2 separate regions of the Homo sapiens genome follow, and region 1 is linked to region 2. A link is an interaction called in ENCODE POLR2A ChIA-PET data of the cell type or tissue named here. Cell type or tissue: endothelial cell of umbilical vein. All regions are shown on one strand.

Region 1 (4,000 bases), 210 kb after region 2:
GTCAGGAAATACAAAATATCATCAGAGACTATTATAAACAACTATAAACTCACAAACTTGAAAACCTAGAGGAAACGGATAATATCCTGGAAACATACAATGTACAAAGATTAAACCAGTAAAAATAGAAAGCCTGAATAAAACAATAATGAGTAGCATGACTAAATCAGTAATGAAGGGTCTTCCAAGAATGAAAAGCTCAGGACCAGATGGACTCACTGCCAAATTCTACCAAATGTATAAAGAACTAACACCAATTTTCTTCAAACTATTCCAAAAAAATGGAAGAAGATGGAATTCTTGTTAACTCGTTCTACAAAACCAGCATTACTCTGGTACCCAAGCTGGACAAGGACACAACAACAACAAAAATATGGGCCAATACTCCCAATGAACATAGACACAAATATCCTCAACAAAATCCTAGCAAACTGAATCCAACAACACACCAAAGGATACTGCACCATGATGAAGTGGGAATTATACCAGAGATGCAAGATTGTTTCAACATATTCAAATCAATAAACATGATACTTCATATAAACAGAATGAATGATAAAAAATACAAGATCATCTAAATATAAGCAGAAAAAGCACTTGAAAAATTCAGCATCTCTTCATGATAAAAACTCTCAACATACTAGGCATAGAGAAAACATACTTTAACATAATAAAGGCCATGTGTGACATACCCACAGCCAACGTCACACTGAATTGGGAAAAGTTGAAAACATTCTCCCTATGAACTGGAGCAAGCAAGGATACTTACTTTCATTTAACATATTACTAAAAGTCCTATCCAGAGCAATTGGGCAAAAGAAAGAAATAAAAGGCATCCAAGTTGAAAGAAAAAATCAAATTGTCCCTTTTTCCAAATGACATAATCTTATATTTAGAAAAACCGAAGGACTCTACCAGAAATCTCTTAAAGCTGGAAAACAAATTTAGTAAAGTTGTAGGATACAAGATCAACATACAAAAATTAGTAGCATTTTTACACACTAATAATGAAATAGCCAAAAAGAAATCAAGAATGCAATCCCATTGTCAATAGCTACTAAAAATAGAACACCTAATAATAAATTTAACCAAAAAAGCAAAAGATCTCTACAAGGAAAACCATATAACACTAATGAAGGAAATTAAATAGAACACAAACAAATGCAAAGACATTCTATCACCATGGATTGGAAGAATTAATAGTATTAAAGTGATTTTGTACTCAAAAGTCAGATTCAAGGCAATCCATATCAAACTATGAATGTCATTTTCCACAGAAATAAAAAAGGTCTTAAAATCAATATGGACTACAAAAATAGACAGGCTATTCAATACAATCCTGAGCAAAAAGAACAAAGCTCGAGGCATTATACTACCAAACTTCAAAATATATTATTTCAAAATATGTAGTAATCAAAACAACGTGGTATTGGTATAAGAACAGACTCATAGACCAATTAAACAGAATAGAAAACCGAGACATGAATTTTCTTTTCTTTTTTTTTTTTTTTTTTTTTTTTTTTTAGACGGAGTCTCACTCGTGCAGTGGGGCATTCTCAGCTCACTGCAAACTGCACCTCCCGGGTTCAAGCAATTCTCTGCCTCAGCTTCCTGAGTAGCTGGGATTACAGGTGCCTGCCACCACACCTGGCTAATTTTTGCTTTTTTAGTAGAGACGGGATTTCACCATCTTGGCCAGGCTGGTCTTGAACTCCTGACCTTGTGATAAACCTGTCTCTGCCTCCCAAAGTCCTGGGAACACAGGCGTGAGCCACCACGCCTGGCCATAAATTTTCATATTTACAACGAACTGATCTTCAAGAAATCTGTCAAGAGCATACACTGGGGAAAAGACACCTTGTTCAATAAATGAAGCTGGAAAAACTACATAATCATACATAAAATAATAAAAGTGAACCCCTACCTCTCACCATATAAAAAATTTAATTCAAGATAGATTACAGACAAATGTAAGACCCGAAACTATAAAACTACCAGAAGAAAACATAAGTAAAATTTTTCAGGATATTGATCTAGGCAAGATTTTGTGGTTAGATCTCAAAACCACAGGCAACAAAACCTGAAATATACAAATTGGACTATATTAAACTAAAAAGCCTCTGTATAGCAAAATAAACAATCAATAGAGTAAACAGACAATCTCTTGAATAGGAGATAATATTTGCAAACTACTTATCCAACAGGGGACTAACACCCAGAATATACAAGAAAATCAGACAACTCAACAGGAAAGAAACAAATAACACCATTAAAAAATTGGCAAAGAACATAAAAACACATTTCTCGAAAGAATATACACAAATGGCCAGCAGCTATAAGAAAAAATGCTCAACATCACTATTCATCAAGGAAATGCAAATCAAAACCACAATGGAACATTATCTTACCCCAGTTAGAATGGTTGCTATTTAAATAAAAAAAAAAAAAAGATGATGGCAAGGATATGAATTAAAGGGAACTCATACACTGTTGGTGGGAATGTAAACTAGGATAGCTACCGTGGAAAACAGTACAGAGATATCTTAGAAAACTAAAAATAGGACTACCATCCTATCCAGCAATCCCACTACTGGATATTTATCCAAAGAAAAAGAAATAAAACTATCAGAGGGATACATGCATTACCATGTTTATTGCAGCATTCTAGTATGCAATAGCAAGATGTAGAATAAATCTAAGTGTCCATCAACAGATGATAAAGAAAATGTGCTACATATACATAATGGAATACTATTCAGCCACCAAAAGAATGAAATAATGTTATTTGCAGCAACCTGGATGGAACTAGGGGTCATTAGCTTAAGAGAAATATACCACGCATAGAAAGATAAATCTTATCACTGACATATGGAAGCTGAATAAGTTGACCACATGGAGGTAGAGAGTTTAATGCATTTACCAAGGCCTGGGAAGGGTGTATGGGTGGGAGGAAGTGGCATGGAGAGAGTTTGCTTGCACATACAGTTGGAAAGAATGTTAAACTAATCTTTGATAGAAGGGTAGGGTGACTAGAGTTAATAATAATGTAGTGTACTTTAAAATAGCTAGAATAGGGGACTTGAAATATAACCAACATACAGAAAATGATGGATATTTGGGTGATGGATACCCTAAATACCTTTACTTGATTGCTACACATTCTATGCCTATAACGAAATTTCACATGTACCTCATAAATACGTACAAATATAATGTATCAAAACATTTTTAAAAATAAAAAATTAAAAAATGAACTATATTATGAGGAGTTGAATCCCTTCCACCCATATTTATAGTTTACAGCATCAGAGACTTTGATGCAAATTTGAATTATGCAACTTTGAAATAGCATACTTGTAAAATATGTATATAGTCTTTATATATAGAATCTGAAATAATGAAAAAAATAAATGTGGGAGAAAAATGAACAAAGTGAAGCAAACAGGAAGAAGAAGGAGAAAAAAGAGGACAAAGGGGAATGAGAATGAAAGGGGAAGGAGAAGTTAACTGATGTATAATTAACTGAGCCACAAAGTGTAGGAGGGAAAAACATAATACAACTAATGCTAGCACAGTTATGGGGAGAGTTTTGTTAGTTTGCAATGAGGGAAGATAAAAAGGCAGCTGTGGTTAAGGAGCAATATTAAGAAGTGGAAATATTGGGAAGGAGGATTTTTGTGTACATTCGTGTCATACTTTTAGGGCCCAGTGTAAGTACTCAAATTGTTTTGGCTATTAAAATGCTGATATTGTTAATGCAACTGTGTGCAGAAACTACAGTTTATGTTTACTATTGAGCGAGCTAAGCTTTGTTAGAATTAGGCATATTTGAAAGTTCATGCACATGATTGAAATTTAATCAAATAGAGGTACTTGTAAAATTTTCAATGTTTCTATCCCTGGTTTTTACAGTTAAATCCTGCAAATATATAGTCAGATATAATTGAATTTCTAATGGCGGTGGATTCCTAAAGAGAATCATTGTGTCTTGTAACAAAGG
Region 2 (4,000 bases):
TTGCTTTTGCTATTATTATTATGATTTCTTCAAATCTGTCCTCCTGGAAATCACCTTCTTCCTTTCTTACCACCATCAACTGCTTCCACCTGCTTTTCCATTGTCTCTGGTAGCTATTACTTGCTAAGCTGCAGGCCTGTGAGGAGATTTCAGGGCAGCTGTTGCATCTTAGAGATTTTGTAGGACATTCAATATTAGCTCATTCTAGGAATACAAAAATAATCACAACACAGGCCCAGGACTCAGGGGCATACAGTCTATGGATGAGATAGGTAGGTAAGCAGGCAGTCATAACAGGATGTGCTGAATCCTCCAGGAGAACCGATTACCATGAAGTGGTTAGGAAGCGGTGCTGAAGCACATGAATTCTAGAAGGAATCCCAAGAATCTCCAAGGCCTATATTTTAGAATACAGACTGCTCTCATGAATCTATCAACTGTTGACTCTTTGAAGTAGTGAAACCCTTCAGAGGGGTGCTACTTAAATGATGTATTGTTGCTACTCAGTCTTGCCCAAATCCGGTGACATTTCTGAAGACAATTCAAGGCTCTTGTTTTCTCCTGCACTCATCTAGCTCATAAGTTCTGTTAAACATTTTAGGCTTTTTTTTTTTTTTTTTGTAAGAGCGTTGTTTTTTTCCTTGATTGTAAATGAATCCTTAAAGCCCCAGATAACAGATTATGTTTTTGCTTTGTTTGGTTTGATTTGCTGGGTAAGACGACAGGAAAAATTTGTATCACACAACCCTTCCCGGTTCATAATAGGAACCTTAGAAATTAGCCAGAAAAAGATGTTTAAAGAAAGCTTTGACAATGGTGAATAATTATTTTATATCCCAATTTTACATGGTAACCTTGAGCTCATATCTTTCCAACAAAATGATCACTTTAGGAGGAAGTGAGCACCTGAGGATAGATCCGAGTGAGGCATCAGCACACTGAGTAAAATATATGGCCATGTCGCCATTCTCCCTCATCCACAATCAATTGGATTCTTTTAGTTTAATATTTACTTGCTAAGATGAGATGCTAGTCTGCATGGTGATAAACAGTCTGCTCTTGGCATCTGAAGGTGACCTGTCAGTTCATATGGACAAATCTCCTGCTTACTGAAATGTACAAAATAAATCATTAAAGCAGGCAGGTGCTCATTCCCAGATTTAAATCACCATAGATTTATGATTTGAATTAATGCTTCATTTGGCCATAGAAATAGATGCTGAGACAGATGATATGCACTGGTTGGGGTTTCCATACTGTAGCCATCCTGATATTGATTACTGAGATGTCTTTGCAATCTCTTGTTTATATCAAGTACTATCTTGTGACAGGTTGGCTGATATGAGCTACATTGCAGATAAGAAGGAAAAATGTCCTGGATTCTTTTTAGTGGCAACACTATCCACAACATACAGGCCAGATAAGTTGCTATTTTTTTTGCTTTAAGGACTGATCTACATAACCAGCTTAAAAAATGCTGCTTGGAAATTGGGACTGGGATAATGCAAAGGCGGAATTTAAAACCGGTGAACCCAAGGTCAATTTGATAGTGTCTATAGCTATGTTTTAATCTGTTTATCCTTTTTTTGGCATTATGCACACTTTTGAGAATACTAAATTAATCACAATCAGTTTAATCTAAATAAAGGAAACTTAATTTTACTTCTAGTTTTTAAATAGTATATAAATATTGACATAGTGAGCATCTCTTAATCGTTTCTATGTTATTTAAATACTTGCTAAACCTAGTATCTTACTCCCTTCCTTAATGACAACAAAGGAAGTAACTCTTTAAAGATAAATACATTAAATATTATTCCCAAGTGCAACATTTTGTGGAGTATAATTTACCAAGAGGCAGGAAAAGACTGCATTTTTACTTCTCTTAACATTTTATTTAAGGAAAACACTATGTATACAGTTTAAAAAATACTTGGAGGATTTAAGAGGGACCTTTGCCACTAGCTAATATCTGACTCATAGAACTGGTAAACAGCTATCAACAATAGTAGATTGCTTGCTTAGTAGGAAATGAGTTCATATCTATTCAAAATGTAATCTCAAAACAGATGTCCCAAGAAAATCTCATTGTTTAAACCATAGTCATAACCTTCTAACTGCTGTAATTTCTTTAAGGAAGGGAAGTACTTGTAAGACTTTAGTATTTTCTCTTTCTGAACATTGTGGAACATAGGCAAGGGTACACTAATGCCCTGATCAACAAACCTGAACACATTTCACATGCTCAAAACATATGATTGTTTTTCATTTTCTCAAACTTGTAATCGTTACAAGAATGTAGAAGTTTCAAGTAAGATTAAGGACTTGAGTTTGAGAATAAAGCCGTCACCTTCAAGGGTATTTATCACTCCTTAGTTCTTCTATTCCTCAACCAATAAAACAAAACAAATATATGAAGGGAAAAAAAGCCAGGCAGTTAAAGAGATAAAATTATCTTCTTCAGCTCACCCTACTCTTATCTTTCTTTAATTTTAACCATTCCTGCAGAAACAAAATAGTTTATGCTGGAGTCATTTCCTTTCTTCTAACACATGTGTCTATTTGGAAGGAAAAGATTAATTTTATGATTTCAGGAAAAACTCTTGGAGACCTTGAGAAAGCAAATAAAAGGAAACTGAGAACGCAGGCCACCAAGCAGAGCTCTGCAATTGCACATTGGATTCTCTGCCTTGGCAATGTTAATGAACCTCAAATCCTTCCTATAATTAGATGAGGGAATTGCTTATATTTTCAAACAGATGATGCTGCTATAATGAAACGATTGACAGGGAATTTAAGAGTGTCTACAGTAGTCATTTGGTTTCTGTTATAAAAAAAAAGTTTAAAAAGAAGATTGGCTTTAGACATAGGTCCTGAGAGAGGTAGTAATTTACATAGCATGCTATGACAGGTGTCTTTGTATAGTAAGGAAATAAAATGGAAGACTAGAGAAATGATGGGCAGGTATAGCAATTTTTTCAGGGAGGGGGTGTCCTATGCTTATTCTGCTTAGGTTCTTTAAAAGGGGCCGAGACTCAAGAGATGGAGCCGGATTGAGTGCACAGCTGTAACTGCTGATGAGCTAATTGCTCCTTATCTCTCAGCCCCATTCATCTTCATTTTTTACCAATTACTGAGAATTATCTGTGTTCTCAGTTGGATATGAGAGTTAATCCTTTTTGGTTAAGCTGGCAGTACTGTGAGCAGATTCCAAATCGGAGGGTGAAAAAGCCAAAGCAAGCTTGCTCTAAAAATGTCTCCAGTTCAATTACAGTATCACTGATTCACAAGAAATTTGCTATTGTTTAACAGATTAAATGTAGAAAGTTTTTTTGTTTGTTTGTTTGTTTGTTTTGGTAACTAGAATGTTTTTCTGCCTAACAATGATTTTTAAGATCTTTCTTCCTGCCTGGTGAGTAAAACTTAACAATATTAACAGCCAGTCTTGTAAACGTGGAGCATATACAAGACTACCCTAAAAGTCCAGAAAGATTCTGACACATGAAATGAGAAATATTTTAGAACTGATAGCTGTCAATTAATATATAAGTAGTTTAATTAATGAATTTGCTCTCTGTAGCTTCACATGTGGTCAAGAAAGTATGTTCAAATATAAATCTTTTCACAAATGTCCCATTAGTGGATATTTTAATGGAAGACCACATAAGCATCTCTTAAAAGTATAGGAACCACCATGGTTTGTAATTCAATTGATTAAGAATAGGCCATATGGTTAATATCATCCCCTATGCAAAAGATATCTTCATATCCTGAAATTTTTACACAAAATTGCTTACCCCAATAATAAAAGACAAAAAATGTACTAAGCTACTATTCCATCAATTTAAATGCATTTTTAAATATTTACTATTTATGGCAATTTTTCTTCATTATGTATTTTAAACAAGATAGAGAATTACCAGTTTGACAATGATTAGGAATGTTGTTATTAAAACAGTATGTGCACTTCACTTTCAACAGCTTTGAATTAGAGTCTAAT

Evidence for each region. Peaks named below come from ENCODE experiments on the same cell type or tissue, not always from the same donor. Only the 100,000 strongest peaks of a DNase experiment are listed, where the experiment ranks them.
Region 1: POLR2A ChIA-PET joins it to region 2 with 7 read pairs; 2 of 35 experiments call an interaction of 5 or more read pairs at or near these places.

What each region holds. Positions count from the first base shown.
Region 1 is chr13:71,410,789-71,414,788 of GRCh38, reverse strand. No RefSeq gene overlaps it. Among named protein-coding and RNA genes, the nearest start is that of LINC00348, 400 kb to the right of the region's middle. In endothelial cell of umbilical vein, no CTCF peak of the experiment used is centred here; no DNase peak of the experiment used is centred here.
Region 2 is chr13:71,623,956-71,627,955 of GRCh38, reverse strand. All of the region lies in intron 3 of DACH1 (dachshund family transcription factor 1), which reads left to right. Among named protein-coding and RNA genes, the nearest start is that of DACH1, 240 kb to the left of the region's middle. In endothelial cell of umbilical vein, no CTCF peak of the experiment used is centred here; DNase peaks (open chromatin) are centred at 2,065, 2,595 and 3,125; H3K27ac peaks cover 3,190 bases.